Linked DNA regions of Mus musculus: all the other regions are linked to region 3. The links are chromatin loops, found by intact Hi-C in ENCODE. Cell type or tissue: heart. All regions are shown on one strand. Each heading gives the region's core, and the rest is flanking DNA. Links, peaks and the distances in the headings are about the cores only. Region 1 overlaps Creb5 (cAMP responsive element binding protein 5). Region 2 overlaps Creb5 (cAMP responsive element binding protein 5). Region 3 holds the start of Creb5 (cAMP responsive element binding protein 5). Region 4 overlaps Creb5 (cAMP responsive element binding protein 5). Region 5 overlaps Creb5 (cAMP responsive element binding protein 5).

Region 1 (6,436 bases), core at 716-5,715, 360 kb before region 3:
CTGCAGCTGTCCTAGGTTCCCTGCTGCCTGCCCCCAATTTTACCTCAGCCATTGCCCCTCAGCCTGTCCCTGCCTGTCACTTGGCTGTGACTGATCGCCCATCACAGCCTTTTAACTATTAGTCAGAGTTTGATTTAAGTGAAAGCCACCAGGTCCCTAGTCAGCGTCTGAAGTGGAGTCCCTCTTTAGACAGTCTGCCAAATTCAGGAGACTCCACCAGTCTGCCTTCAGAGGAGGTGGTTTTTAGAAGTGAAACCACCCTGTGTCCCTTCACAGCTGGACCTGGCTGCCAAGCCAGACGGCTGCCTCGAAGTGTGGGCGAGCTTCAGGGGACAGCCAGCTGTGCCTTGCTGTCCAGTTTTCACCAGGCCAAGGAGAAAAGGGTGACTTTCTCTCATGAGAAATTTATGGAGAGGAAGAAAGAAAATACTGACACATCACCCACGTAGAGCAGGGCTGGGATGCTCTTTCAGTCAAAGAACACACTTACAGAATCCTTTCTTAAGGGACCAAAGAAACAAGTGACAAATTTTTTAAAAAGTCTTCTCTTGTGATATTAGCCTCAACCTTTCATCCACACACCCACACACCCAAGGGAGCTATAAATTAGATATTACAGGCACAGAGAATTGGCAGTTGATGCTTTAAACATTATGAAGTTCCATGTCTGGGCCTTTACACAGATACTTTTTGTTGTTGAATTAGGCAGTTACCATGTAAAAATACACAGAGAAGTTTCTGGAAGGGATATACATAAAATGCCCACACCAAACAGCAGGGTATGGGAAGGGCTGCCTGGCTTCTCACATGTACCAAGGACCAAGTAAGAATCATTTCACATATTCACACAGTAACTCACCAGGCAGGTGTCATTATCTTCCAAGCTAAGATGGGAGAGGTCCTCACAGGAGAAACAACTTGTTCAGAGTCACCTGTGAGCATGTTCCATCAGGAGGGGTTCAGAAGGCAAGCCCAAATCTCCTGTGAACCTCGTATTCCAGCATGGCTCCCACGACAAGGAAACATACATTGACTCTGAATTTTTTTCCCCTGGGAAGTTTGGGAGACAGTGATCATGAACTCCAAGTTTGCATTTCTCCCCGGAAGGAAGAGCCCCATTCATGCTTCTCTATGAACCATCATGGCCTTGGAGACTAGCTCATACAACCATTTCACAGGACAGAAAGTAAATAAGATGTAGGTGATTGATCTGAAGGAGGACCCTAGTGGAAGAGCTTTCCTTTTGGTCCTGAGACTATCTGATGCTTTAACAACATATAGACAGTGCTTTCCAGCATCACTGGAGTCAGAGCGGCAAACATAACTGCATGATTTGCAGTTGTGCTATGTGATACTTTGGCATGCACTTAGTTTATGGGAAGATTACACAATCAATTAACTTTTTATCTAGTTGCCCTGCTTTGATTTGTTGGGAACATGGACACACATATCAAGTAACTCACATTCACAGTTAATTCAGAGACCTGTGGTGTGATCCTCTGAAAGTACCCACACTGTAATTAAAAGAGTTTGTACTATTCACCCCACATACTCCCTTCTTCCCATCCCTCTTCTGTTTAACTGCTACATAATTTCCTCTTCCTCTCCCTTTTCCTCCTTTTTTTCTCATCACCTCTCCCTTCCCTCCTTCCCTCCTTCCCTCCGTCCTTTCTTTTCTCCCTGCCATGAAACACAACTTACCTACCACAGAGAGAAAAATGTAAAAAGTGCTGTTCATAGTGTGGCTTTGATTTCACTTTAACAGAGCAGCAGTGAGTGGTTGATCAGTTTCTAGCATTGCTGTGGACGAATGTGACCACCTTTGCCATAACCGGTTTCTCTCTTCTTTTACTTGGTTATTTTTCATGTCATGAAAACCCAAACAGTGAGTAGAGTAAGGGATGAAATGTGGACCATTGTGAAGGATCCACAGTGCACCACCTCGTTAAAAAGGAATGGTTCCTTCTATCTCCTTCACTGGAATTGGGACGCCTGCCCAAGGAAGATGCCTTGGGGCAGAACTTAGAGTCCTTACAAATCTTTTGCTCTAAGGTATGGCATTTTACTTTCCCGATGGTGGCTTTTGTAGTAGGGATAAGCTTTCTAGTCTGTGGATGCAGATACCCCAAGATGATGGGCTTCCACAGATGACCAGGAGAGCTCACTCCTCCAGACGGCCAGCATCCGCAGCTCTGTTCTAAACATAGAATGGACTGGCTGGAAGCGAAAGCCTCAGTGTGTTAACTGGACTCTTCTCTTCTGTCCACTCACAGCTGCCCTTTTCCACTGCCTTGGCCTCTTTGTGGAGCTTTTGAGCAGGGGTAAGAATGGGGCTCTTAGGAGATCAAGAAATTGCTGCAGGTCCTCAGCAGTCCCTGGCTAGTGACTATTCTCTCTGGGCACACTGTTGCCTGCTGTCCTTTCAACATGGCCAACAGGCCCCTTGTGTGCAGTGGAAATTTATGGCTTTTATGCTGGAGGGGAGAGCCGATCACCCTACTCATCCTTTAAGTTCAATCCAGTTTCCATCTTCCTGAATTGTCCCATTCAACCACATAATGAGCCTCTTTATTTTGGTCAGGGTTGTTCTTCAGTTGTCCCCATGGAGACCAGAAAATTGCATGTCAGTCAGGTCCCCCAGGACCCTTCCTTGGTGCTTCTTAATAAGGAATTAACTCTGAGGGCTGGTTCCACCCTTGTAAATGTAGTTAGCTAGACTATTTCACTACTTCCACCCAACAGGGACTTTGGGACTCCTGAATACGGGTTCTTTGTTTGGTTAGTTGGTTTTGATTTTTATATGCGTGCAAGGCTTACAAACAAAACATGTATCTTGTAAATGAGAGTACAGCTTCCGGATGATGTATCCAACTGATTTTCAATAAAAGCAAAGAAAACAAAGAAGATGAATCTCACATCTTAAATCATTATCATTCAAACCAAAGACACACATGCTTCCTTAAGTGAAACAGAGGTCTGACTCTGCACTCATGGCTAGATGTCAATACTCTCTGGGTTTGTACGATAGAATCTTTGGAATATTCTGGAAGAAGAAAGAGGCTTCTGGGGAGATGTGTGAGACTGCAGACCATCCTCAATGAAGGCTGCCATATTCAGATATTACCAGTAGGTGGAAACCACTTCCTTCTGAGAAGATAGCCTATGGCTAACATCTGATGAGGGGAGGGGTCTCTCCAGGTAGCATTGTAAATGGTGGATCTTGATTGGACTTCAAAGCAAATTTCAGGGTTTGTAGGACCCTCTGAATGCTTGTCAGGAAATGAATGCTTCAAAATTGCAATTGTGGGACCCAAGCTAGAGGAGAGCCCAGGCAGGTGTCCCGAGAATACCCACACAGCCCTTAGAAGGTCTCCCATTTGTCCTCTGACCAGGAAGAGCTCTCTGACTACAAAGCAACTCATTCTACCCCAAGGACAGCTTTGTGTTTCTGGCACTCAACTTTCTTTCCTGCTCCAAAGTTTCTAACGTAGTAGGGTAATTGTTATGACTTAGTTCAGAGATGAGGCCTCTTCTAGGAACCTTTCACCTTCTCTACAGAGTTTGGGGAGGAAAAAAAATCATCAGCAGTGTTTTCTCAGGTGGGCAAGATGGCTCGGCCAGTAAAAGTGCTTGCTGAATAGAAACCATGGAGCATGGTGCAAAGCAAGAACCAGCTCCCCAAAGTTGTCCTCTGACCTCCGTAAATCAACATTCCAAATGTGCCATCACGTGTACATGCACACAGACACACAGACACACACACACACACACACACACACACACACACAGGATAGATCAGGTAACTTTTAATAGTTTTTTTAAGGAGTATCTTCTCGGGTCTTCCCTTTCCCGGACACTTCATGTCCCCTGTTTCCTGGTATACACCTGTAGAATCTTCTTCACCGACCCACCTCTCCCGTGATACACACAACTTGGAGACTAGTCTGTATCTTGACATCTTGACATGTGGGCCTGTGGTTGTTTGAATGAGAACATCTCCCCAAAGACTTGGGTATTTGAAAGCTTGATGCCCAGTTGGTGGCACAATTTGAGGAGGTTTAGGAAATGTGGTTTCTTGGAGGAAGTGTGTCACTGGAGGTGGGCTTTGAGAGTTTAAAGACCCATGCCACTTCAGTGGCTGCCTCTACTATGTATTTGTGATTGATCAAGACGATATGAACTCTCAGCTTTCTGCTTTAGCTGGCTTTCCTGATACCCACCACCAGGACCTAAACTGAGGGCCGCAGAACAGGCGTGTGCCCGCTTACAGGAGGGAACTCTGAGAGAATGTGCTCCGGAGTCTCTGCAAAAGTCCTCCAGGCTCACTGTGGAATACTTAGGCAAATGATAGGTGAGTTTCATGGTGGGGTCTTTAGGAAGATTCTAGTGAAATGGTCACTCTGTAATATCTCCAAACAGAAGTTCTGCTGAGTTAAAACTACACCCAACTTTGCTAAGATTTGGCCAATAGAAAAATTCCTGAAAGGACAGGATGAAGCTCAGTAAAGGAATTCATGTCAGGACTTTATGGAAGGGGCTCTCATGCTCCCCAGCTTTCCCCCTCTCTCTCTCCTAGGTGCTCTATGAAACCTACCTGTGATATACTGGGGGCAGCTAGTCTGGTATACATAGTCACAGTGACAATAAAGAGGGGGCAGCAAGATCTGAAAAGGGGTTAGGTGATGGGAATGCACAGCTCAAGGGTGACATCATTTGACTCTGTAAAAGTTGTCATGAGAGGCAAGCAAAACAGAGTTCCAGATGGCTTTCTTAGAAGTTTTCTCCCTGCATGGATTGGACCTGGCCTTGTCTTATTAAAGAGAAACCCTACAAGCAAGAGATGGAAAAGTAGACACCAGGACTGAAAACATATTCTGTGTCCATTTCTGAGTTTGACAGGTGCTCTGACGCCCTGTAATAACTTCATGATCTACCAATGCTCAAAGAACAGGAAATAGTCTGTCTCCAAAGAACGCCCCAGAGATAGAACTCTTTGCTATGAATTTCATCCTTCCATTTTTACTGTGTACTAGTGGCGAAGAGTCTGGCTAACATGGAGTCTGAGGAACTCTTCCTTCTTAAAGGCTTCTTTAAGCTTAGGTAGACACAGAGGCCATTCCATCTGAGTTGCTGGGGCAGCCATTACCTGGAAGTGAAGTCTTACAGAGGGCTCAGATGTTTGTCTACTAGACGTAACCTCTCTTGTGCTTTCTGGATATAGAGCCAGACACAGCTTGATAGGGCTATGTAGACATTTCACCAAGAACCAAGGGGGGAATTTAACATAAATCTTGGGATATGGAAAAAAATCAATATTTCCTTTTTGTCAGACTATTTGTTTGTTCAGCTCTTGATTTTCAAATAACTTTAAGGAGCTGGTGCATAACATGCAGTCAACAGCACACTGGCTAAGCCAACACCTGAAATTCTTATAGTGCAGTGGGAAAGGACTAATGCATAAATATTTATATTTATTTATATACTAAAACCTAACTATGTATCCTCTTATTTAGTATACATTAGGATTTCCGTTTATATCTCGGAAAAGCTGTGGCCCCAGGAGGTCTAAGTAACCTTTGTTGAACTTGCCCCAGTGTGATTTCTACCCGAGGAAATGTTCAGTGGTGAGGGCCACTACAATGTGAATATAGCGCCCGGCTTCCTGCACAGTCCAGTAGCAGTCATTCTGGACACTGTGTTGAGAGGAGGCTTGACATAAGGTGGTGGTCCCTTCTACAAACTCTCCACTTTCATTCCTCTGACCCCCTTCTCAGTGCCAGGACTAATTTTCCACCACCATCAACTCATTGTCCTTTGTCTTTTCTTGTCTACCCATGTCAGGGATCCATAAAAGTGAAAAATATAAAGGACATAGACACAAAGTTATGGGTCAGGGAAATGTGATTAGATGACATTTGCTTTCATTGGAAAAGGAACAACCAAACAAAAAATAAAGCAAGACATCTAAATCTTTACATGTCCATCCTCGGTTCCCTCTTCTCACTTTGCATACATCTTCCATCATAACCCATGAGGTTCTCAGAGATAGCATATCCAAAGACTAGCTGGATAAAGCCTGATTTGGAATTTTCTGCAATGTTTTATAATTCCAAATCAGACCAATGTCATCTACGTGAACAAAAATAAGGTGAGCAGCTCTTTGTCATTATCTTGATGACAATATTCATGGCTATGTAAAAGTGAGATTTGACTGACTATAGACTCCTTGCTATTTATACCTCTGAAGGACTGTGTGAAGGCACATTCAACAGACAGACTGAGACGTGGCTGAAGTTGATTTATGAGATATCAACAAAATGTCTTTTTAAAAATCTCATCATCCCTAGAAATGAGTTCTTAACCACTACAGAAACTGAAATTACCACCACTAGAATTTACAATTAGACTCTAGGGAAAAAAAGGACTAAGTCTTCAG
Region 2 (6,436 bases), core at 419-5,418, 220 kb before region 3:
CATTGTGATGACTGGCCTCGCTGCCACCATTGTCACCGTCATCTCTCATAATTGGCCTTGCTGTCACCATCATCTCTGTCACTCTTATGGTGCTGGTATTCCCAATGTTCTCATCTTGGAGATATACTTTTTTAAACATATGTGTGGTTGTTGGGGTGGGAGTGGGCACAAGTGTGTGTGTGTGTGTGTGTGTGTGTGTGTGAGAGAGAGAGAGAGAGAGAGAGAGAGAGAGAGAGAGAGAGAGAGAGAGAGTGCATGCATGCTAGATTGTCCTTGTGGAGGTCATGGGACAGTTTTAAGGAGCTGGTCCAAGGCTGTTGGCCTTCATGCTTCTGGGTGATTCGTTTGTCTCCATCTCCTCTCTCACCTTGGGAACGCTGGGACCACAGAGGCATGCCAGTACATCTTGGTCTTTACATGGGCTCTGGGACACAAGCTTGGGTTATCAGGCTTGCACAGTGAACCCTCTTACCCGCTGAGCCATCGCCCTTGGTCCCAGTCTTACAAAGTTGTAAGGTAGATTCTAGTAACATAATCTTTAGTCTCGTTATGAATATTGACTCTTCATACATTTCTGATACATTATTTAATTCAAATTCAAAAGTCCTCTTATAAGCCCATAACAACAAAGGTGCTGACATAGAGTTTTGTCGACCTGCTATTAGGTAATTTATGAACTTTAACCTGCAGAGACTTCTCTATAACAGAGCCGGTGGCAAGGGAAACCAATGAAAGCAAAGTAACTTCTCTAGATGTGTTCTCACTGGCATTAGTCTCTGCTCAGAAACAAACACTCCATAGAATCTGTTTCTTTAAGATTCTAAAAATAAGTTGATCTGTAAGTGACTTTGCTGTAATGCATACAGTGAGTCAGACAGAGGAGTAATAGCCATTTATAGAATGTGGACTGCACTTTGGACTGGGGCAACCACTTAACCCTCACAAAGGGAAAAGTGGCCTTTCAGATAGATGGTACAGGGTTTGGTCTGTGAGTCTTATTTCTAAAAGGAATCTTATTATAACTCTGGCTAAAAATATTGGACTATGTCCAGAGTCGATCACATGGTCAAATCCTTTGATAAAAAGAAGTTTGTCATGAGATTATATGTGTGCACATCTATGGTCTCTGTGTGCATATTCTGTACTGTGTGGTAATTTTATTATTGGTTGGTTAGTTCAGCTTTTGTCAACTTGACACAACCTAGAGTTATCAGAGAGGAAGGAACCTCAACAAAGACAATGCCTCCATAAGATATGGCTGTAGGCTACCTGTTAGGCATTTTAAATAGTGATTGACGTGGGAGGACCCAGCCCATGGTGTGTGGTGCCACCCTCAGACTGATGGATTTTATAAGAGAGCAAGATGAGCAAGCCAGTAAGCAGCACTCCTTCATGGCCTCTGTATCAGTTCTGCCTGCTAGTTCATAAACCCTTTCTTCCCCATCTTGCTTTTGGTCATCGTGTTTCATCACAGTAATGATAACCCTAACTAAGAATATATAAATATAAATATATATATATATATATATATATATATATATATATATATATATATATATATATAGTCTGTGAAGTCAATCTCTAGATTTGAGTGTTCTGTGTAACCCTGAAACCACACCTGGATGGCAGAGGGTGCTATCATACCACATGTGCATTTCCATGGCAAGCTTGTGTATTAAGGCATATATACCTTAAAGATATATACCTTAAAGATATATACCTTAAACATATGTACCTTAAACATATGTACCTTAAACATATATACCTTTTTGTAGTGCTGTGCATTGACCCTAGAGCCCCATCTCATTCCCTACATTTTATTTCTGATAAAAAAAAAGTAAATAACTTCTTTTTTAAATAGGTATTAGACAGTGACTTAGGATGGCTTTGTGTGAACACAAAAACATCATTTAACATCACTCGCTCTTAGCTTCTTCTCCTATAAAATGGAAATAAGTGCAGACCCTGCTTCAAGAGGCTGAGGAGAGGATGAAGCAGTGCCGCACACGTGAGGTACCCAGGACTCCTAATAAGACTGTTAGGAATGTCACTACTGTTCTTTTCTCCCTGGCAGTTAGAGCATGGTGCAATTTCCTCTTTGCTCTTTTCTAGGACTTTGGATTTCATTGCATTTCTAGCGTGTGCCTTCATAGCCTTGTAAATACTTGCCTTAGAGGTCAAGTCTGGTGGCTAGATGTTGACAAAGTTTCCTTGCATGGCTGATAGAATGAATATTTTAAAGGGCATAAATGACTGAAGATGGAGAGATGGGGGAAAGGAGGAGGAGGAGGAAGAGACACAAGAAAGCATTTTGTAAAGAAGAATTTGCCCCCTTCTCTCATGTGATCTTCATTTACAAACATGTCAGCTGTTGCCTGCACAAGGATCTCAAACCTGGTACACTCGGAAGCAATGCTCTACCAGAACTATGACTTCATTTCAGTGTTACTTGATGACCATCTCCACTATGGTAATAAGATCTTTTTGGTCTTAGTACAATTCAAACCCACTTGAGATTTCCTAACCATCTATTGGCTAACAAACTGGTTGTAAGTATTAGGAAATTCCACCCTGGGACTTGGGGACCTATTTTATTTGGATTATAGGATCTTCTTGAATTAAATCAATAACTCAGTCAGTTGTGTTTCTTTTCATCTCAGGAGACATCTTGGCCTTAAAACACAAACTCACACATTGGAATGCACATGTGGTATGATGACACCACTCTGCTGCCCAGGTGTGGTTCCAGGGTCACATAGAACACTCAAATCTAGAGGTTGACTTCACAGTCCAGCGTAGACACATTGTGTTACTCAAGGGGGTGAGATCATGTGCTGGCATGAATTTATCAGTCTTTTAAATGAATGAAGTTGAATTCAATCTGCTGACCTTGGACCAGAGGCTAGAGATACAGGCAGCATGAAACAAAACAAGTCAAATTGGACAGGAGAAAACCACAGTGTGTGGGATTGCTTTGTTCAGAAGGTGACACTACTGAATTTAGTCTGTGAAGACCTTGTCACATGAGAATCTACAAATAACTATGACCTAAACACGAGAATGAGAGACAACCCATCTAGGAACAAATGGACACATTCCATTGTGGTTGTATAGTGTTTAAAATCTATTTTTGGTCAAAGGAATACTGTAAATGCTTTCCCTTCTACATAGCTATCATAACCCCAACTTTCTGGCTCTCAGTAGTTTTCAACAACTCTACATGCCAATTATATTTTTTGCAAACGACTTTAGCTGGTAAACATTATTCAACCAGAGACATGGGATTCTCCGTGACCCTCTGAGTCCCCAAGACCAGCCAAGATTCACTTGTCCCTTGTGACTGATTCTTAGCTGGGTATCATTAAAGAGTACCCTGGACTCGCTGCACAATTTGAAAGCCATTCAGTTCTGAGGGCCCATGGGAAATGCTACCCATATTAGGCACATGGAAATGTCTACATCATCCTGAATGATTTTGGGAGTAGAAATTTAACACAACTTTTTGGATTAGAATTCCTTTCCAAATTTGGGCCTGGGCTTTAAGGTGAAAATCTTTTGGGGACTTCTTGTGGGCTTATGAAATGTCAGTGCCAACAAACATTGCCGTGTTCTTCAGTGCCAGCTGGACCACAGACCTTCCCTTTCTTCATTACATTCTCTCCTGAAACAGCACTTGCATGGTGGAAGTCGTACTCCAAAGCTGAGTTGGCTTATCATGAAATTCTGGAATTTGCCGAAGTTGTCCCCTTAAGCAAAGAGAGTTACTGATGCTAATTGGAAAGTTAAAATGGGAGGAGCTTTGGCCAGGTGTGGAAGGAAAATGGATGTAGACATTTACTGAATGTATGCTAAGGCCAGATTGGCATTTATCTCAAAAGCGTCTTCTTCTGAGCTCCTTTATAAGATGAGAGAATCCACTCTGGAGATAAAGGTGGTTCCTCATTATACACCAGCTCCATGTGTTGCAACTGGGGATGCTGAGGTATGGCTTTCAGCAGGCATGGCCTCATGGAGAAGGTGGACTCTATAGCCATTTCCTTAGTGATAGAATTCCCTTGAAGTACTGCTAGACACATCAATGAAGTGGAGTGGGGCCAGGCAGAATTTATTCTTTAAGAAATAAAAGGGATTCCTTATGAGCCAGTTTCCTCATGAGATGCCATGGCAACAACCTCCACATGAAAGACGCAGCATACTCACTTTCCGGCATTCCTAAGCACAGGCTTCCTCTAATCCTACTACTGTACCACTAACTAAATCAGAGATGTGGCCCTGGCTGGCCCACTGGTGATTTAACTCCTTTTTGTTGTACTGGGGCTGAATATAGGGTTGGGCCCTGTTAGACGTGCACCACTAAGCTAGATTCCCAGTCCTGTTAATTTTTAGTTATTTCACTGATTGGTATGTTCAACTATACACTTGGCAGAAATAACCTAAATCTTTGTTTAAAATATATAATAATATAAATAAACTCAACAGTCCAAAATCTTATACCAGGATCTACTTCTACTGAGCAGGATTTAGTTTAGGATCGAAGATCCCTGGGGCTCTAAGTCTAGAGTTCACTGACATCATCCTAAAACTCATATTAGAAACCAACTGTTGGGGAATTCATCTCATAACATATAGGATCCTGTTAGCAACAAATTTAAATAAGTGCCTTTTTGACCATCTTAATAATGTCTTTTCTTTTCTTTCTATCCAATTATTTCTTAATGGTTAATCTGCAATTTAAGTCTTACCAATGCTGCTTTAAACCCAAAGAGGTTTTATCCATCTTAAACACTGATCAGATCTGTGAGGATGACCTGAAGAAGTATGAAAACTGCTTTCCTCTGCTCTTCTCTTCCCTCTTCCCCTCCCCTCCCCTGCCCTCCCCTCCCCTCCTCTCCTCTCCAATTCTGTCCCTGTCTTCCCTTGCTTCCCCTCTTTCTCTCCTTAACCACCTCCCCTTTTCTTTGTCTCCTCTCTCCTCTCCTCTCCTCTCCTCTCCTCTCCTCTCCTCTCCTCTCCTCTCCTCTCCTCTCCTCTCCTCTCCTCTCCTCTCCTCTCCCCTCCCCTCCCCTCCCCTCCCCTCCCCTCCCCTCCCCTCCTCTTCTTTCTCTGTAACCTCATGCTTTTCCACCCTTACACTCTTTCCCAAATAACAATCAGAGGCTCATTATTTATTAAAAATGCCTAGGCCATAGACTAGGCTTGTTCCCCAGTTAGAGATGGGTTTAACCTGTTTATACTATTCTATGCATGTCACGTGGCTAGTTACCTCTCCTCAGCTTCAACCACTGACTTCAATGAGTCTCTGGCCTCTCACTTTTTCCCAGAGTTCTTATCTTCCCACTGGATGCCCCACCTTTTAATTGTGCTTGAGTTTATTGGCCATTAGCTTTTTATTGACAGGTGATGCTTCCACACAGTACACATGAGATTATCCCTCCACTTTCCTCCCTCCAGTTCCCACTCGTTCCTTGTTTCTTTCTTGTGTTTAAAATTGGGATCAGGGGGTCTGAAGCCCCATAGGAGGAAGAGTACCCCCAGAGATCCTTGGAACTAAAACACCATTCAAAGAAACACAAGGTAGAACTTGTGGTTCTAACTGAATGTGTAGCAGAGGATAGCCTAGTCAGTCATCAAGGGGAGGAGAGGCCCTAGGTCCTGTGAAGGTTCTATGCCCCAGTATAGGGAAATGCCAGGACTGGGAATGGGAGTGGGTGGGTTGGGGAGCAGGAGGAGGGGTAGGGTAAAGGGGATTTTCAGAAGGGAAACTAGGAAAGGGGATAACATTTGAAATGTAAATAAAGAAAATATATAATAAAAATATGAAACTGAAAAAAATAAAAAAATAAAATAAAATAAAGTTGTGATCAGACATCCCAGTTTTGGGGAATCAATTTTCAATCTAGAGAAGACTGGCTTCAAATGTGGCATTTCATTACTACTTCTAAACACCTGGGAAGCTGACTGCTACTGTTATTCCCCCCCCCCCTTTTTTTCAGGTAAAATAAAACCATGAGCAGCTAACTCCCTTGACCAGGGGCTCAGCGCAGAGCCCATATTTCGACTGCAGGCACTTGAAGAACCCACACTTCTCGAGATAAAAGTTATCACATGAAGAACATTTGTACACTTAACAAAAATTAGTTTCCTCAAATAATAATCTCTTCAAATCTTTGAAAGAAACCTAAAAAGTTTAACTTATTCTAAATTTAAAAAAAAATCTAAAAGGCTGCAAAAGATATATCCCACACCTCTTAGGTTACCTATATCTCTCCCCAAGCTAACTTGTTATTTTGAAAATGATCATTTCGTCAAGCCCAGTTTGGAATTACAGATACTTGATGCAAAAAAAAAAAAAAAAAAAAAAAAAAAAGCAAACCACAGTCAAGCCTGTCTTGGGTTCCTATTGGCAGTGATAACACATCATGACCAAAAGCAGCCT
Region 3 (6,436 bases), core at 551-5,550:
CAAGGAAAGAAAGCCCCTGCTTTATGCTGAGACAGACTTGTCAACCATTCTAATTCTGCCCAGTTTGTGTTCTCAAATGAAACTTCAATAATCTGGGTTTTGCGAGACTTAGTGTAAGCATGAAGAAGACGTTAAGGTAAAAAAAAAAAAAGTCAGTTTAAAAGATTTTAGGAAAATCAGCATTACATACATATATTTCATATATATGTGTGTGTGTGTATATATGTATATATATGTATACATATATATGCAAATATAGACTAGAAACTACAGTTGTTTGTTCAAAGCAGTCAAGTTAATTTTTAGAAACCTGTCTTTGAAAGGCTGTCTGTGAAAAGGCTTAATGAGAGAAAGGTTTCTAAAGCCTTGGCCTCTGCTGTATGCATCCATGACAAGAGCATTTAGGCAGCCTGCCTGACAGACAGAGAATCTGAGCTGAAGACAGGGGCCAGGCATTCAGCCCGGGTTTCCTGTCTCTGGCATAGGCCTTGGACAAGCTAAGAGATGTAACCAGGCCTTGGGGTTGACCAAGAGTCTCTCCCTAGCTCCAGCATCTATATACAGCTATCAGTTTCTATCCACCATCAGTCCCTAGGCTGAGTAAGAAAGAGTCCCTTTACTCCCTGAGGAATCAGGTCAAGTCAAATGCCAACATGGTAATTTCCCATTCTTGTTAACTTGGGGGCAGGGATTAGAAATGTGAATCTTCAGAAAATAGAAGAAACCAATTGCAATATTCAAATCCACATCAATGTTTTTATTCCTGACTTCTTTTTTCAGATAAAAAAGTGGGGGTTGGGGGGGGGGAGACTAGGGAGTGAACCTGTAGGAAAAGCCACTTGGCATCCCATGTCACTTTGCAGGCATTCAGAACTTTTTCCCTGAACTCGGAATTCTTTGAAAGTCCCAGAGTCTTCTTTTCAAAAATTTCCCCGGTGTCTTCAGAAGAGTGTAACCACTAATTGGAAGCTCCTAAGGAGCCTTCCCTCTTTCTAAAAATTTTCTTATGTTGAATTGATCATTTGTGATTCCTAACTATAGAAATAATGAATGTTAAAAATACATTAATTGCTGTCTTTTCTTAATTGCTAAATCTAATAATTATTTAGTAAGCACATTAGTCCTTTTTAAAGTACCAAGCTCCCTCCGTAAAGCACGGTGACAAAACAGTACACTTTAGTTGACAAATAGCAGTCGGAAGAGGTTCTTTGTGAAAGTTTATCTTCCAGGCGTATTCAAGGCTGCTGTTCTCTCTGCGCCTCCTTATCGCAATGGTATCATTTTCTTAAACAGAATTTGGAGAAATAGTTCTCAATTTAAATGTTTAAGCACCAATGTATAAAGCCCTTGGTTCATTCCCATAACACACCAACAGTCAAACTGGACAAGATAAGGAATTGACTGAGGTCATTGTCCGGCTCCTCCAAGAAAGCTGCCTCAAAAAAAAAAAAATCCTAAATTTCCTTAGAAATCCAATTTGCAAGCAGCAAAAGCAGTATATAGATGGAAAACACCAGGCTCGATCACATTAATTGTGTGACTAACAGCATTGCTTTGAAGAGGAAAAGAAAAGATGACAGAAATAATAACACCGCTCAAATCCCATTTCCAATCTATCAGTACAACCAGAAGAAAACCAACTGCACAGACACGGTTCACATGCGGAAGGGGCAAGGACCACCAGACTCCTACCAAACAATTCCCAACTTAAGACGAACACTCCAATGGTCTCCGATTTCTAAAAAGAAAGTCATAGGAAGAAATCAGGCGACTGGAAATGTGACATTGGTAAAAGTTGCAGTGGAAGAACTCTGACTTGTTTTGAACATGCAGGCGTGAGAAACTGGCAAGTAGTCCCAGTAAGAATATTTGACAAATGAAAAGCTACACAGGAGAAGTGTCTAACAGACCACCATTTACTCCGCCATTGACTCAAAGGCTGAAACATCAAAGCAAAATAGAAAGAAAGGCACAGCGTCCATATTTTGTAGGAACAATCTAAAAAGCTGACTACTTTTGCCTGACAGGTAATTTATAGAAATCAGTTATTTATATTTTTAAAAAAATATGACTTGCAGATATTATCAGCTGAGCAAATGTATTTACTCTTAGTTGATTTGAAAATAAAAAATTTACACAAAAATGAGGAGTTAAAATATGAAATTCATATAAAAACAATGTAAACAACAGAAAATGAGAAAATGGGTGAGAAGGCAGTGAGTTGTTATCTTAGAGTTTTAAACTCAAGTAAAAACTGCTATTTAATCAATAACATCCTTCTTTAGGGGAGCCTGTATCTAAGTTTGAGTGTGGACATGGTTTTTTGTTTTGTTTTGCCTTTAATCTTTACTGTTTCTTTTGCCTTCTTGCTAAAACTCAAGTACTCCTTAAAGTGACTCAAGAAAGCTTTCTGAAGAGATCTTTACCTGCCACCTTGCTTTCCATTCTTCATAGCTTCCCCACAGCAGCTCACAGCATTGTAAACATAATTTATTTCCGAAATAAAGCTCTCTCTCTCTCTCTCTCTCTCTCTCTCTCACACACACACACACACACACACACACACACACACACACACACACACACATACCTAAACAAAATCCTACTGATCCCAGCAAACTAACAAAACACCACATACAAATATACGTAAGATAAAACTCCATTTCCAAGTCCTGTCTGTGGCAGTATGAGACTCATCTGGACTGCTGTGAGGGCTTTCTCTGCTCCAGAAACATGGGCATGCTCTTACCATAGCTGCAAGAGTCAAGCCGCACGGTGTTGCCTCCTGCAGTCTCCAGATCAGAAATTTCCCTTCTCTCTTGTAACTTCTTTTAACCAGCAAGATCAGAAAGGAAACAAGTTCTTGAGTACTTGATTACTCAGTCTTTTAGACCAGAAGACTGTGGACTAGCTCTTAGTTAAAGAGAGAGCAGGCCTGGCACTTAGCAGTCACTCTGCAGCTCCGACCTATCTTGTGGACTCTGGTACCTTCTCCCCTCCCTCCTTCTTTAAGTTCCTTTTAGTAATGAGACTGATTTTTCCAGTAGCCTTCAACTCCCTAGATTTAACTGACATGGAAAATGTGACTAAAAACTTGTAGAACTGTCTAGCCTCCAATCCCACAAAGAATGAACTTTGTTGTGTTGAAGAACACCTCGCAAGCAGCTACATGCTCAGTTTCTTTCTACTGCTCTGCAGCACAGGACAGCAAATAACAGTGCGCCATCTAGTTAGCAAAGTGCAGTCTCCAGGCGTGAAGGGGGGACACCTTCCAGCCCTGGGAGCTAAGCTTGTCAGGGTTCAGCCACTCTAAAGCTCCAATTGTTTATTTAAATAAAAAAAAATATCGCTACTGGGATAATCCACATCTCATGGATATGGGAAAATTTAGGTTATAATGGCACTACAAACTTTTACATCTAACTTTGATTTACAAGATAAAAGCAAGTTTTAAATTAAAAGGGCTTTCTGTTAACAGAGCTTATTATTCTGAAGACGGGAATGATTTTCTTCGAAAGTTGTCCCTGGGTGCATGCCTATTATCTTTGCTGTTCCCCTTCCACTAATGAGCATTTATCTAAAGAGCCTGTTAATCCTCTGATGTGTGCTTCTGGTCAGAGGTAACAGTTTGAATAAAACCACTAATCACTGATCACTAAATCAGTGATCATTAATCACACTGTCCAGGGCCCGTGACCTGCCCATTTTCCCCTTTAGGTCTCTGCATCACAAACAAGAATTTTAACATTTTCAATGCCCATGCTTCCCATAGGAGACTTATGCCACTTCATCGCTAGATGCCAATAAATAATGCTGCCACAAACTTGAAGAAGGGGTGTCAAGCGATCTCCAGCCACGAGCTCCACAAAGCCTGCTCTATGGCCAGAGTATGTTGGAGAAAGTAGATCTAATTATAACCAAACACGTGTTCTTCAAGAATGCCACCTATTTAGAACATAAAATTTCCTCTACTTAGCTTCCTCCATCTCCAAATCAAAACGCCTTCAAACACCTTGTCCCCCAGCCCAAAGCTTCTGCCTCTGTCTGTTTTTACTGGATTTCTGCTATCATTATTCACTCACGCCCAAAAGTTTTCACTCTTTGTCCCCGAAACAAGTCACACGTGGTGGTGTTTTTGCTGCTGGTGTTCTTTTAAAGAGCAAGTGGGGAAGAACTCAGTTCTCTAAATTGGGCGTTTAACTTCCTCTACAAACATAGAAACTCAAGGATAAGGATAAGAAAGTACCGCGCGCAGCAGCAGCAAAGTGTTGTATGGTACTTTCAGCTCTCAGACACTTCCTTGACTTTGGAAATAAAATGTCAAATCTAGATCCTTTCCCGCTAAACCTGATTTAGTCAGGTCCTTCATCCTTCTCCTAGGCTCGGTTCACGGGGCTCTGGGCTCTTAGCTGTGGCTTATTGCTTTCCTAAGTCACTGCAGGCACAAGCTATTAGCATATAAGGCTTCTAAACCTTTCCAGGGATTTTTCTATCCAGGCTGAACATTCTCGCGTGGGAAAAACGGGCCTGGATAGTGCCTTTCTTAAATAATAGAAAAGGGCAGATTGAGCGTTCATCAGGTACTGAGCTCGCTCAGGCACCAGAAGCTCTTCAGCTCACTCCTGGGACAGCATTCCCCCTGGGGGAAACTGTAAAAGGCGGGGGCAGGCCGAGTGATAACGAGGTGGGCGGGAGAGGGATGGAGGAAGAGGGGTAGGGAAAGAGAGGGCAATAGCTGTGTCCAGAGAACCCGCAATTGCCCCGGGGGATGGGGGCATAGTTGCTTTGACAGCATTCTGAGCCCCCAAACCCTTGAATATCTGAAGCCCTTAATAAAACACTTACTGGCCTGCAGAATGACGTAATGGACCTGTAGCCAGCCTTTATTCTTTGACACATGTCAGGAAGAGGGAAAAATAAAAAACCAAGCAAGCGTTGCTGATACTGACAACGATGTACAAGTAGCCCACTCTAGTTCCCAGCGTTGAACCAGCATCAAGTGGGGGCGGCACTCGTCCAGGGAAAGCTGGAGCTTTTTCTACTAGACACTCCCTGGAAATAAATCTATGACTAGAAAATAAATGAAAAATTAAAGCGGGCTATAGTCCCTCTAAAGTGGCTTAGTGGGGGCGGTGTCTGCTTGTCTCAACCCTTTAAGAACTTTGTGAAAAGTTTAAGCGGTTCGATAAAGAATCTGGCTCAAAGGCAGACTCTGTCGCCCGGTCCTGAGAACCGCCTGGGTGCAGTGCGGCTCGGGCCCCAGCTGTCATTTGGGGCAGCAGCCCGGAAGAAGTAAGAGTGCCAGCGCAAAGGGGACGGAGGCGGGAGGCGGCTGCAGGAGTGAAGGCGAGGGCTGCGGAGCACTCTCGAGCTGGAGCGCCTGGAGCGAAAGTCAAGTCCCCCTCCAAGGCAACCGACCCTCCCGCTGCAGCCGGCGGCCGGTCGCGAGAACTGGCAGCGGCCGCTGGGCACCCGGGAGAGGGAGAACCCCCTGCGAACTCGCTCGGCTGCCCCTAGGTGACCAGGCGACTTTGCCGCAACGGTTGGAAGTTTGCTAACTTTCTCCCGGGGTTCCGCTGCATCACTGAGAAACGGGATGCGAGGAGGCTCCAGGTTCCTGGTCTGTTGCTGCTGCTGCTACCACTGCCGCCTCCGCCGCCGCCACCACCACCGCCGCTTGACCACACTTCAGAAGGGTTCCACACCATGCCGGGGCTCTGGAGGCAAACATACACCCCCGATTCATAACTGTTCCCCGTGTCAGGGAAACTCACGCGCGCTCCCATACACGCACGCACACTGGGTCGGACACGGCGCTGGCTCCACTCAGCATCCCTCCAGTCGCACGGCGCAGCAATCACCAAGAAGCGCTCCGGGACGGACACGGCGTGGGGTCTCTGGGTGACTACAGGACACAGCACAACTCCACAGTCCACCAGCAATTGGGGCCGGACTTCCTTCTGATCCGCCAAAGTGTTTACAAACACAAATCAAGGGGGAAAAAATGCATCGCATCCTTTCTACTCCTTGCCCTGTGACCTGCCCATTGGACTAAGTAACCTCGCGGCTGCAGCGATGAACCAACCCCTGCAAACAAGGACGCTCCGGAGTCGGCTCGCGCGGCAAGTGCAGCGAAAGTGGCTAAATGCAAAAGGCCCAGAAGTGGCCGCGCCGTATTTTTAGGAACTTACCAAACAAGTGTGGAGAAGGCAAGAGCCGAGCCCGGGTGAAGGGACCACGTTGGACTGAGCAAAGATTACAATACATTCTATTTAGAGTGCATTACATCACCCCCCCGGTGACGTCACGTGGGATTCCTGAACTTCTAAATCATTGCGGTCCGTTGGGGAAAAGGAGGGAGAGAGGGGCGGGGCCCGCACGCCGAGGGGGCGGGCCCGGTCTCCGCCCCGCCCAAATCCCGCCCCTCGAGCGGACC
Region 4 (6,436 bases), core at 815-5,814, 230 kb before region 3:
AAACAAAGGGAATGGATATTCCTTACTTCTCGGGTACCTGGGGAGAGACCTGCAAAGTAGTTTCTATTCATGTTCTAACCAAATTTTTAGTAATATATTCTAATAAAAACATCAAAAAAGAAAAAGAAAAAAATGAGTGCAGGCTCAGAGTCTAGGTCTGGATTTTCCAAACTAAACTCAATTTTATATACTATAGTATAAATAATGAATTTTATTTTAAATTAACTTAATTTTATTTTTAAAATTTTCCTACTCGTTTCTACTTATTTATGTAAATAATAAACATCACTTGTGATAAGTAGACTGTAATTACAATGAACACTTATTATTAAAGCATTATTCTAGAGTTTTCAGGTTTTGTTTTCTGATTTATAGTGGGAATTGGGGAAAGAATACTTCAAGGGCTGGAGAGATGGCTAAGCAGTTGCTGCTCTTCCAGAGAAGCTGGGTTCAGTTCCCAGCATCCACATGATCGCTCACAATCATCTGATGCTCCAGTTACAGGGGACCCAATGCCCTCTTCTGGCCTCTGTGAACATTGCATATACATGGTGCACAAATACACATGCAGGCAAAACACTAATACATATAAATGTTTTGGGCTTTGTTTTTTATATGAAAACACCAGTAAATTTTCTCATTGGGGATTTTCATATGTAACATTGGCCAATTTCTAATCTGAAGATAGACTACATTATCACCTGATACAGAAGCTACAATGTCAATTGTATTTTCTCATGTTTAACATTAAGCAACTCTCTCTCTCTCTTTCTGTGTGTGTGTGTGTTTCTGTGTGTGTGTGTCTGTGTCTGTGTGTGTGCACTTGTGTATTTTTTACAATAGTAATATGGATTAAGCCAGGAACCATGAACAAGGTTACAGTGGCTATAATATATTATAGGTTGTCAATCCATATCTTTGCTAGTATGTCTCACAAGAACCCTTTTACTGAGTCTATACAAGCCAAAAAATATTTTAAAGATTACTGGAAAAGTCTAAGAAATACCATTAATTAAACATCATAAATCAATAGTTTCTCCCAAAGATGAAATTCTCATAGTGACAGAAGCAAATAATGAAATGCCTTAGAGGTGTGCATTAATTCAGAAAAGATTTGATACAATGTGATAATTGAATGATCATTCAGTGCTGAGCTCTCGTCTGTGTTAAACTTCTCATTTCCAGATATGGCATCTGCTACTCTTCCATGTGGAAGATATGCACTAAGAGTTGGGGAAAAACACCATGGCATTTAAAGTTCAAACTCAAAACACAGAGCACTAAGCACCTTCCATTAGACACCAGCTTTCAACAGTATGACCTTTCCAACAAGAAGGATTCATGAGAACAACCTTGATTCATAGACGAAGGTTTCTAGGCATGTCCGGTCCCTAGCATGATTCCCTTGTGTCTGAAAGCAGCCACACTTTGTCAAGGAGAACTATGGATGCAGCCTGACTTAAAGTTGTAAACATACTTTCATGGCATTTCTTTTAAAACTGCGGATAACTCGGTGGCACAATTCTGGAGTGTGAACCTCTTAGATGACAACAGGGGATGCAGCATCAGAAGGCTGGACATAGCAGGGGCCCCAGGAGCACTCCTACCATTGGTTCCCTCCCTCTTAGTCTTTGTGTGACTTTACAACCTCTTCTGTGGTGTCATTTGAGATTGATCTTTTATGCCTAACCATGTCACTCATCTGCCACCCACCAGCTCACTCTGTCACATTAGTCTCCATTACAATAACCTTCTTGTTGTCTTCAAAGTGAGGGTTGTCACAAGTTATAATTTCATATTGAAGTTGTTTGCTTTTCAGCAACTTTCACCAGGCTGGGGTCAAGCTAAGAGTTGTAGGTATGTTATACAAGCTTTCTATCACTGAACCTAACTGAAGCCTGCAAATGTTGGGGGTTGTTATTAGTCTCCTTCACTAGTGTTTAGTCATCTCAAGAACAAGTTATTGTACTGAGCTGTACACTGGAAGGCAGGCAAACAGCAGTCTTCCACTTTTTGTTTGTTTTGCTTTGCTTTGCTTTCCCCCCAAAGCACTGGAGATTGACCCAAGGCCCTTGCACACACGAGGCAAGAGTTCCGTCCCTGAGAATATTTCTAGACTCCTTTTCACTTTTTATTTCGAGACAGGGTATCACTAAGCTACCTTGGCTAGCCTGGAGCTTACAATGCAGTCCAGATAGAGCCTGCTAAAAATCTTCCTGCTCAGCTTTGAAAACAAAATCTTCTAAAAAAAAAGCTGTCTCCAGAGAAAACACATTAATAAATGAGCACATAAAAAGTATAGGATGGTATTGGACTAAAGGAAGCACATGGGACCCATGTGCATTTGGAGAACATAGCACTAACTGTCCGAGGGAAGCGAGGACCAGAGAGTGATGAGGGCTTGAACAGGACAGGCATGGTAGAGAGGAAGAGGAAAAGAAAACTATAGACCTTCCAAGGTGATAAACAACATACAGAACACAGACGGTCAGGTTATAGGCCATAATTGAAAGTGAAAAGCTAAATATGAGTGTGGCCATTTATCCCGAAACAACAGGATACAACAGGTAGACATAATGTCTGTTATTATGGAATTTATAGTCAAGGAGAAGGGACCATAAACAAATAACTATAGAAACAAGCTATTTTCCTTTAGTAGACATAAGTGCTGCATGGGAAAAAAGGGCTGCTACTGCGTGATGACTCCTCTGTTAAGTCAGGACTGCTGAGGAAGTCACCAGTGGCACAGAGTGTAGAATGCTCCCCAGTCCTTTCCTAGGCAATGGAGGTAACATGGGGAAATCCTCTGAACACAGTCCAGCCAGAAGGGCTGTATGCTCCCTCTGTAGGCTTATATCTCTCCAGCCCCCAGCAGACAGGCTCTGACATGACCTCGGGGAGAATGCCGTAAGCAAACACCATAATCAGGGTGTTTGACCACAACTTGTGTGTTACCGCGCCTCATTTGCTTTTCTCAAGTAAAGAGCCTTGCATGAATATATCAACACTGAAAAATATTGAAATCCGAAAGTAAAAGAAGAGTACGTTAACCGAGGAAACAGTGAAGAAGTAGATGGAACGGACACATCTGAGCTTCCAGCCAGCTCTGCAATCCTGTGATCTTATTGCTCAATGGTGATTTGTTGGTTTTATTTGTCACCTTTGGCATACTCAGTTGACAGGTTGCTGGACAAGTTTTGTTTATCTCTTTAGAAAGCTTGGCTCGCAGCTCTAAGCTGCATGGACGTGGCATGGCTTGGGGACACTTTGGAATTGCCAGGTGGACTGCCAAGTGTTCGGGGAGAGCCTTGTCATTTGGCATAGATGGATCTGGAATGTGACTGTGCATGAATGAATGGATTTCCAACTGCAAACAGTGTGAATGAATGAATGCATTTCCAAAAAGTTCACGACAGAGATCCTATGGAGTAAGAAGCTGAAGTGGGTAGGTTTAAAGACACAAAACCCTTAAGCCAGGAAATACAAACCACAGACTTCTCAAGAGGCACAATGGTGATCTGAAGATAGAACATGGCCGATTAAAGTAGAGAGTCCAGCTTTCCATCTGGGCAGTCACAGTCAGAAGGTGACTTAAGTCAGGGTTTCTGTTTGTGATGAAACCATGAGCAAAAGCAAGCTGGGGAGGGGAGTATCAGGACAGGAACTCAAACAGAGCAGGATCCTAGAGACAGGAGCTGATCCAGAGGTAAAGCATACTGGCTTGCCCCTCATAGCTTGCTCAGTCTGCTTTACCTTTTATAAAACTCAGGACCACCAGGCCAGAGATGGCCCCACCCACAATAGGCTGGGCCCTCCCCCATCAATCAACAATTGAGAAAATGTCCTCCAGCCTTTTCTTATGGTGACATTTTCTCAATCAAGATTCCCTCCTTTCAGATAAGTCTACTTTATGTCAAGCTGACATAAAGCGAACTGGCCCAGGTTGGTGACCCATTTTTTTTGGGATGACCAAAAAGACAGAAATATCAAGACTTGTCTACTGACTTAGGTACATAGCAAGTGCTTCCTAGCATCTGGTGACCAGCTAGTGACCAACAAATGTCAGGTATTTCTCATACTGTCACCCCTCCTGCCTCCTTCAAAACCATGGATCCCTCTTCAACACAGAGAAGAAAGTATGAAATGGGATCAGCGAGTGTAAGGTAGAGTATATAGAAAATATCCAAGACAAAACAAAAATCCAAAAACTTACAGACCTGAGAAATCATCATTATCATTTGACTGAGTGATTGGTTGATTGATTGATTGTACGCAAATAGATTCCTAATTGACATAGAGCTCAGTGGTGAAGTGTCTTTGTCTTCTAGGAAAGGATACAGTAATATTGACAAGAATCATACAAGACGTGAAATTCAGAATTAAAGAAGTGTATTAGGCATCCAGACCAACACTCAGAAAGGAAAGTGGGCCAAAGTAAGAGAGTCAGGTGAGAACACAGTGGAGTAGACAGGCCATTAGGCTAGCAATCCGTGGAGAAATGCAACCAGTTCCTAGAAGTCCCACTGTAAGTTGGGAAAATCAGTTCTGCAACTGAGGCAGAAAGACAAGATACACAAGGCAAGACTCCCCAGGATCTGCAGCAGCTGGGCAGGGGGGAGTTGGGGCCATCTGAAATAGGCAAGAAAACATAGTGAAAATGGATTCTACTGATATAGAACCCAGAATCTTTTTAAAAATAAAAGTATCAAAGTGATATAGAAATATATAATTTCAATATTTTTACTTCATAAAATATTGTATTGTGATCACTGTATTTAAAATAAAAGTATCCAAAAACATGGATGTATTCTGACCTTCCCATTGAAAAATAAACACTTTATTTGGTTCCTGAACTTGCATATATCTGATCAAGTGGTCTAAGAGTAAAAAAGAAAAAACAGGGTTTTTTTTTTTTTTAAAGGAAACTTCTCTAGACTCAAAGGCTGCTGACCACTGTCCAGGAGTGGGGCCAGATGGAAGATCTGTGCTTAAAAGACATTTGTGTGAAAACTTGGTGCAAGGCTAGAATAGGAAACACCAAGATCACACATATAATAACAGGATCAACCTCTGAGAAAAACATGTCTCTGAAATGTTCTCAGTCATCTTTCTCCACTCTTTTTCTGGGCATCTTACTGATCAAAGTGCCAGGAAGACGGGCTCATTGATTTTTCTTTTCACACTTTCTTCAAGAGGCAGAGTCCTCCTCGTTACCCGACTTTCAGCTCTGGCCTTATTTTATAGGCAGAGCAATGGTACATGAAGAGAAGGTGGCAGCAAGATGGTTATCATGAGACCTGAGAACATGTGGCCAAAGTGTGAGGTCAGAGAGGCTCAGAGTCATTTCTCTCTAGGCGATGACTTTGGAGAAGCCCACAAGGCCCTGGTTTGCCTCTGCTCTTATCCTTTGCTTTGGGTCCCCTCCCCAACACTGGCAGTTCGACAGCTGACTGTGCTCAACGTGTTCACACATCAAAAGGACACTGAGGAAGTTCATGACCACTGTTATCCACCTGCCTTGCTCACTCTGCATAGAGTGGCATGGCATTTATTGATAGAAGAGATGTGCTCTCTGATTTCTCCTCGGGTGTTTTCTGAGGTGGGGGGAAACCCCTAATGATTGAGAGCCCTGAACTAGAGAATATTCACAGTGCCAGATTTTTGTCCGTACACATAAGCATACATGTGTGTGACCAAGTCCTTGAGTCAAGCCCCTCATGTTTCATTGTGAAAGAGTTTTGTTTGTTTATTTGGTTTGTTTTGATTGGTTGCCAACATTTCTTTTTGGATAGAGCTATGGCACAAAGAATGTCAATATAGAGGGTAAAGATGCTCTTTCTGGAGTTAGCAAGTCAGAGACTGAATCCTAATACTGGCACTTGTTTGTTATTGGCCTGAGACAAATTATTTGACTTTTCTGTGCCTTGGTCAGTTGATCTACCTGTTTTAATCTATTTTATGTATTTTTTTTAATTAAAAACTTAGGTCAGCATACAATGCATTTTGCTTTACCAGTGTCATTTAATGTGAGTGCTGCATAACACCTTACCTTGGCTTATTAATCAGAAAATCCTTGCTTATGTCATGTACTTCTCAAAAGGATTAAGTGAGTTAGTGTGTCTAAAGTACTTAGAGTAGCTGGACCATGATGAAAGGCATAGAAAAGTTAACGTTCCTTATGTATGGAAACATTCCTCATTTGATCACTGAGCGCTCATTATACAACAGATATCATTCTACCAACTGAAGATGCAGAACAGGCGAGAGAATGCTTTAGACTTTATGGTACCTATTTAGTAATGGAGAAGGTTGACCAGATGATAAACATACACATGAAAACTATACACCATCATTTCATAAATGATGAATACTGTGGAAAAAAAGCATCAACAAATGTTGTCATAGAGAGTGAAATAAATGGCTACTAACTTAATTG
Region 5 (6,436 bases), core at 774-5,773, 220 kb before region 3:
AATTTACTAACACTTTTTCTTATTGAAAACAAGACAGCTCTCCAGGACATCGGAATTAAAGAAAATCAGTCCTTTGGGAACAAGAACACAATCCTCAAGTAGCAAAGGTTACCCCAGAAGGAGAATCTATTGGCCTCCTGCTGAGGGCTGATGAGTTTACTGAAAGAAACACAATCTCTCAGACCCCTGACTGTTCTGACTATCTTTTGGAGCTGAAAAACTCTTTTCTTGCCAGCCTGCCTGCTCACCCAGAGTTGCTGGCTGCCCCAGCTCCTCTCTGCTCTGTCAATAGAGGCCAGAAAGAAGAATTTAGGGGCTGACAGCAGCTAAACAGCTTGTCTGGCCTGCATGCAGGGTGTGTAACTCCAGAACAACTCTCCAAGGGAAGGGAGGAGGCAGAGAACGGGGAGATAAATTAGTCAACTGATGTTTCTGCAGGACCTGCCTCTGCACATCTACCCTCAGCCTCTCTTTCTTATCATATGCGGGCGCATCAATCCTAGAATTCTAATCTGTGCTGGGTGCTTACTGTACGCTAAGTGTGTCTCTAAGGATTTGACAAGCACTATCTCCTTTACTAGCTACAACAATCTGTAATTTTAATTCATCAATTTTTTTCCCAGACAAACAGAGGTACCATTTGGAATCTGTACACAGTAAATTCTATTTCAACCATCAAACTGATTCCTAAGTCAGAGGGCCGTTGCCATTGTCCTGGGTGAAACGGGAAGAGAGAACATGAGTAGATACACTGGGAGCGTAGCACAATTTTAAAGATTCGTTTGTTATTAATGCAGTTAAGCTGTCAACATCCAGTGTCTATCTAATGCTCTCTCTCCATCCCAGACTATATTCTCCACAAGGCAGGGCTGTTCTTCCTGCTTCTTAGCTCCGAATTCCTGGTTAGTGATAGATACCTAGCCAATGGTTGCTGAATAAAGGAACAGAGCAGAGGACATGTCAACTGATTTTGCCGTAAACTCGGCAGAAAGTGAACTAAAAGTGAGAGCAGGCAGCTCAGCTCCTCTACTTCCTCGGGTGCTGCCGTTGAGTCTATGGCACCTGCGCTCCTCCACAATTCCAGTTGCCTTCTCAACACTAAGGTTCTTCAGTAGGTCCTGGTGCAATGTGTTCTCCAAACTTCTACTTTCCTCCACCCCAGTCCCACGGCCACTGCAGCCACTGCAGAGTCTTGCTCTAGCTGTCTCCTCCATTTCTTCCCTGCTTGAAGTACAAATTTCCTGTGCTACACCCTGGTATCTAGCCCTGACGGGGTCTGTTTGTTGTTCTTCTGCGGGAAAAAAAGAAACATCTTTCGCAAGGTTTTGAAGGCCAGGGAGGGTGACAGATGCTAGTTCTCTGGGAGGATCTGGTGCTCCGTGGCCTTGGCTGCAACGGGCTTTTGGTAAATAAACAGGTAAGGTCAAGAGTCCTGTGCATGTGCTGTATCTGGCTTGTGCACTCTAAGCACAGATGACAGAAGCCCAGGATCTCTGGTTTCCTTTACTGTCTTACAGGCATGAGAGTCACTTCCCTATATCTCTGAAAGATTACAGTTACCTTTTTGACCCACACCACAGGCACATGAAGACCTGTCCATGAGAATGAGAGAGGGACCCTTTATTCTCCTGGGCTTTTCAGATCACTGGGAAGGACAGGGTCACTATGTCCTGTGACAGGGGCCTTGACATCCATTCTGCCATCGTAACTGTGCAAGGCAGGTGCCACTGATTGATCATTTACAGATGAAGGTCTGGGCCGGTCCCCAAACTAGCACAGTGACCCCAGCCCTGCTTTGTTCTAAGCCACATACAAAGTTTGATGTCCAGAATACTGAAGATGTGGCCAGCAGTGTTCCCAAAATGTTCTCTATTCTTTGCTCTCATTTGCCTTGGGCTGTAGATGAACTGAGACTTCTTAGACATAAAAGACTTTGGCACAGGACGGACATGAACTTCACCTTCCTATTAGTCAGTGAATAACCATGGCAATATACCAAAAACGACTTTTCCACATTTTAAGAGACAACTCATGGGAACCAGAATTGGCCATTTCAATGGATTTTACATATTTTTGAGCTAAGTCCTTTCTGGGTTTTGGTATTCAATTTTGAGCCAAAAGATGAATTTAGCCCAGTGTTCTCAGTGATGACCTCATGTACAAAAACGACTGATGCCCAAGCTCCGCCCCAAAAGAATGATTCAGACATTCTGGAGATGGGTTTAAGTTCTCAAAGTGACAGCAGCAGGGGGCCATGGCTGAAATGCTTTTTCTAGCCGATGGTATGACTCTGTCAAATAACAAACTACAAGTTCAAGTTTCTTGAATGCTCAAGGCGATCTTACATCTTTTGGTCTCCAAACATTGGCTCTCAAAAACTCTGAGCTGATAGTATGAAGGCAACGGTGACATACATTTCAGAACAAGGGCCAGCAGCCAGCATATGAAGAAGAAGAAGAAGAAGAAGAAGAAGAAGAAGAAGAAGAAGAAGAAGAAGAAGAAGAAGAAGAAGAAGAAGAAGAAGAAGAAGAAGAAGGAAATATGGAAAAGCCAGATGCAGAAGGCCCGGGTGTGGCAGAGTGGACAAGTGTAGGGAGCAGGAGAATATTAGGAAATTAGAAATTTTAATAACTTTGACCATTGAGACTCCTGAATTGTGTGTAACTTATTGCAAATCCTGAGAGCAATAACAGATGAGGAGAGGCACCCCTGTCCTGGCATCTAGCTGCTCCTCATTTCTCAGGCTTAGGAACAGAAAGGAATTGAAGCCTCAGCCATCTGATAAAGGCCCCCAATAGGCTCCCTCTGAACACCAGGGGGAGCACAGTGTGGCTTGATTGTTTATCGGTCCTTTCTATAGAGCATGGAGAAGAATAAACTCTTGCTTATTGCCCAGGGCTCTTGAATACACTCAGAGGTTCTTCACTATCTCCCTGTTAAAAGTCAGCAGTCTGTGTGGCTTGAAATGGAAATATGCACAAAAGTTCAAAACAACAACAACAACAACAACAAAACAAACAAAAAAGTGGTTCCTCTCTCCCTCTCTTTCTCTTCTCAATTCCCTCTCTCCTTTTTCCCTCCCCCTCCCCCTCCCTCTCCCCCCTCTCGTACATTACTAGGGATCAAATCCAAGGCCCGCCTCCACCCAATCTCCTAGATTTGGATGAAAGAAATTGCACTTAGTACCTGGTGTTCCTGTTTGTATATTGAGGATAGTCATAACAACAACACACCTTGTAGCATCCGGGGAGGGTTGAAGAGTTAACGTGACAAGCCCAGAGAAAAGCTGGATATACAGCAATAGCCAGTGAGTTTAGTCTCCTGAGTGGCTACTCTTCCAGAGCCTATCATAAAAGTGTAATTGAAAGTTGTACTCTTCTATCATACAATCATTTCAAATATTCACTATTACAATGCACCATGGACCTCAAATTGTAGAAATGATGAAGCCATTGTAGTGTATGCCAAGAAGAGACTACAAATCAAAGATGCTGGACTTTACCATAGTGGTCTACCATTAGAATACACAGAAAATGGTGAACCACACACCTCTGTGAGATAAAATGATGTGCCCCCCAGTGTCTGAGCTCCTAGTATACTTGCACTCTGAAGAAGAAAGGCTGCAATTAAAAACAAAGACATCATGCAATTTGCAGGCAAATAAGATGGCCCTAGAAAATATCGTTCTGAGTGAGGTAACCCAGACTCAGAAAGACATTCATGGTATGTAACCACTTATAAATGGATATCAGCCATAAAGTACAGGATAACCATGCTACAATACACAGCCCCAAAGAAGCTAAGTAACAAGGAGGGCCCAAGGGAGGATGCTTGAAAAACACTCAGAAGGGGAAATAAAATAGACATCAGAGGTAAATGGAGAGAGGGAACTGGGCTGGAGAAGGAGTAGGGAGAGGAATGGAGGTGGGGATCAGGTGTGGGGAGGGGTTTGAGAGGGCTGGGAAAGAGAATGGAAATCAGTGGAGGGACATCTCTAGGATAAGACCTGGGATGGGGAAGCTCTCAACAGTCTTGGGGATGAGCCTAGCTGAGACTGCTAGCAGCAGGGGATAGACTGGTGTAGCCACCTCATATAGCTGGATGGGACTTCCAGTGGAGGAAGAGGGGAATCAACCCACCCACAAAACCTTCCACCCCAAATTTATCCTGCCTACAAGATGTGCAGGGATAAAGGTGGACCAGAGATTGAGTGTACAGCCAACCAGTGACTGGCCCAACTTGAGACCTGTCCCATGGGAGAAAGCCAACCACTGACACTATTAACGATACTCTGCTATGCTTGCTGCGGGCAGGAGCCTAACATAGCTGTCTCCTGAGAGGCTTCATCCAGCAGCTGATGGAAACAGATACACAGACTCACAGCCAAACAATAGGCTGAGCTCAGAGAGTCTTGTGCAAAAGTGAGGAGAAAGACTGAGGAAGCTGGAGGTATTGAAAACAGCACAAGAAGACCTACAGAATAAGCTAACCTGAGCCCATGGGGGCTCACAGAAACTGAAACAACAACCAAAGACTGTGCATGGGCTGGACCTAGGCCCTTTACATATATGTAGCAAATGTACAGCATGATCTCCATATGGGTCCTCTAACAAAGGGGGTGGACTGTCTCTGACCCTGTTGCCTGCCATTGGATCCCCTTTCCTTAACTGGACTGCCTTATCTGGCCTCAGTGGGAGAGGATGCACCTGATCCTGTTTTAACTCGATGTCCCAGGGTGGGGTAGTACCCAAGGGGGTTTCCCCTTCTCAGAGGAGAAGCGGAAATGAAGGGAAGGAGAGTGAGGGTGGGACTGGGAGAAGAGGAGGGGAGTTGCGATCAGGATGTAAAGTGAATTAATAAATTAATGGGAAAAAAGGAGGAGAAGGGAGAGGAGGAGGAGATGGAGGAGGAGGAAGAAGAAGAGTACGAGGAGGAAGAAGAGAAGGAGGAGGAAGAGGAGGAGGGAGAGGAGGAAGAGGAGGAGGAGGAGGAGGAAGTCTGGAATCTGTGGTCTTCCTCACAGCCTGTTCCCAGAAGCCTTAGGAAGGTAGGTGAAATGACTCAAGGAGCTTCATGACGACTTACATTCTGCTAGATTTAAATAGCCCCATAGACCAATACTAGTTATTTGCTAAAATAAATGTGCTTTCCTAATTTCGTAATTTTTGACTGATGTAGATTAACCACTAAAATACTACGTCATTTTAATAAAAGCAACAGCCAATGAGGAAGATGCAAGCTGGTCCTCACCACCAGAAGACCGATGGCACAGTCTCCTGGAGGGACGCCCGTGAAGTCAACACTGATGAACCAGGCATTCCTGAAGATGAGGGAGGACTCTGATCACACTTTGTTTTTTTCATCCTAGTACACATAGCTTTTTTTCCCCTGTGGATCTTCAGCGAGGCCAGGCTTGGCTGCATGGAATTCAGCAAAGAGAAATTCTGCATGACCAGTGTGGCCACACACTCACGTCTGGCTGAGGTTTCGGCTGACTGCACTTTGGGATTTTTTAACTCCAGCCACAAACACGGATCTCCTTCATTTTTGACTATATAAGTCAACTGTGAGAGCCTCGGGTAGGGTGACTTTTTTTCTAGTCCCCTTTGAGCTTACTAAGCACTAAGAGTGCAGATAGGAGGCTGGCTTTCTTGCCCCTTGTACTTCTTGTAGTTGGAGCCACAAGCTTCTTGCAAAAATGGGGATGCCGGGGAGGCATTCAACGCATAAGCCAGAGTGTACGTTATTTACATTTTCTACATGTGTGGGATCATGGACCAGTGCATCTAGTAGGGTTGCACAATGGTCAAAGCAAAGCCTCAACCTGGCGTCACTCCATCTTTATACACGTTTGCCAGGTAACTCGGGCTTCCCTCTTAGCCTCATTTCCTCCTCTGTAAAATGGGATAATGATAGCCTGGACCTTTTGATGTAGTCATGGGAATTCAATGAAAAAGTGCTTATAAAAATCCATTGTCCCACACTGTGCTATTTTCTTGAGTCTTCACAGCGATCTGATGAGGTGGATGCTATTGTGCCAACATCAGTTGATTAGAGAGGCAAAGCTGAGACCATGTAATCGTCCCTATGGTCTCACTGACCCATGTGACATTATCTCTGGAAGCTATGGGGTGCTCAGTGCATCTGAATTGACCCTTTTGCTTATAGAATAGTGTCTGGGTTAGGTTTCTACTGCTGTGACAAGACACCATGACCAAAAGCTACCAGGGGAGGGAAGTGGTTTTATTTTAGTTTATAGTTCCGAATCACAGTCCATCACTGAGGGAATGTAAGGAAAGGCAGACACCTGGATGGAGGCAGGAACTGATGCAGAGGCCATGATGGCTTGCTCCTCCTGGCTAATACAACATGCTTCCTTAGACGGCCCAAGACCAACTGCACCACTAACAATGGGCAGAGCCCTCCTACATCAATC

What was found. Peaks named below come from ENCODE experiments on the same cell type or tissue, not always from the same donor. Only the 100,000 strongest peaks of a DNase experiment are listed, where the experiment ranks them.
Region 1: a loop joins it to region 3, with 1.8 times the contacts of the local background. A loop is called at or near these places in 5 of 42 quality-filtered maps.
Region 2: it touches region 3 in a loop (2.1-fold over the local background); 6 of 42 quality-filtered maps call a loop at or near these places.
Region 4: it touches region 3 in a loop (1.9-fold over the local background); 5 of 42 quality-filtered maps call a loop at or near these places.
Region 5: it touches region 3 in a loop (3.0-fold over the local background); 7 of 42 quality-filtered maps call a loop at or near these places.

What each region holds. Positions count from the first base shown.
Region 1 is chr6:53,646,686-53,653,121 of GRCm38, reverse strand. All of the region lies in intron 7 of Creb5 (cAMP responsive element binding protein 5), which reads right to left. Among named protein-coding and RNA genes, the nearest start is that of Gm33392, 57 kb to the right of the region's middle. In heart, for the core only: a CTCF peak has its summit at 3,125 (motif pointing right); no DNase peak of the experiment used is centred there.
Region 2 is chr6:53,503,756-53,510,191 of GRCm38, reverse strand. All of the region lies in intron 5 of Creb5 (cAMP responsive element binding protein 5), which reads right to left. Among named protein-coding and RNA genes, the nearest start is that of Gm38814, 13 kb to the right of the region's middle. In heart, for the core only: no CTCF peak of the experiment used is centred there; a DNase peak (open chromatin) is centred at 2,851.
Region 3 is chr6:53,287,129-53,293,564 of GRCm38, reverse strand. It overlaps Creb5 (cAMP responsive element binding protein 5), which reads right to left and starts at 6,262. Exons shown (of 11, transcript NM_001327821.1): 1 at 6,192-6,262. In heart, for the core only: a CTCF peak has its summit at 3,238; DNase peaks (open chromatin) are centred at 4,794 and 5,334; H3K4me3 peaks cover 2,702 bases; H3K27ac peaks cover 1,352 bases.
Region 4 is chr6:53,520,728-53,527,163 of GRCm38, reverse strand. The region is part of intron 5 of Creb5 (cAMP responsive element binding protein 5); the gene reads right to left. Among named protein-coding and RNA genes, the nearest start is that of Gm38814, 30 kb to the right of the region's middle. In heart, for the core only: no CTCF peak of the experiment used is centred there; a DNase peak (open chromatin) is centred at 3,233.
Region 5 is chr6:53,511,438-53,517,873 of GRCm38, reverse strand. The region is part of intron 5 of Creb5 (cAMP responsive element binding protein 5); the gene reads right to left. Among named protein-coding and RNA genes, the nearest start is that of Gm38814, 21 kb to the right of the region's middle. In heart, for the core only: a CTCF peak has its summit at 2,835 (motif pointing right); no DNase peak of the experiment used is centred there.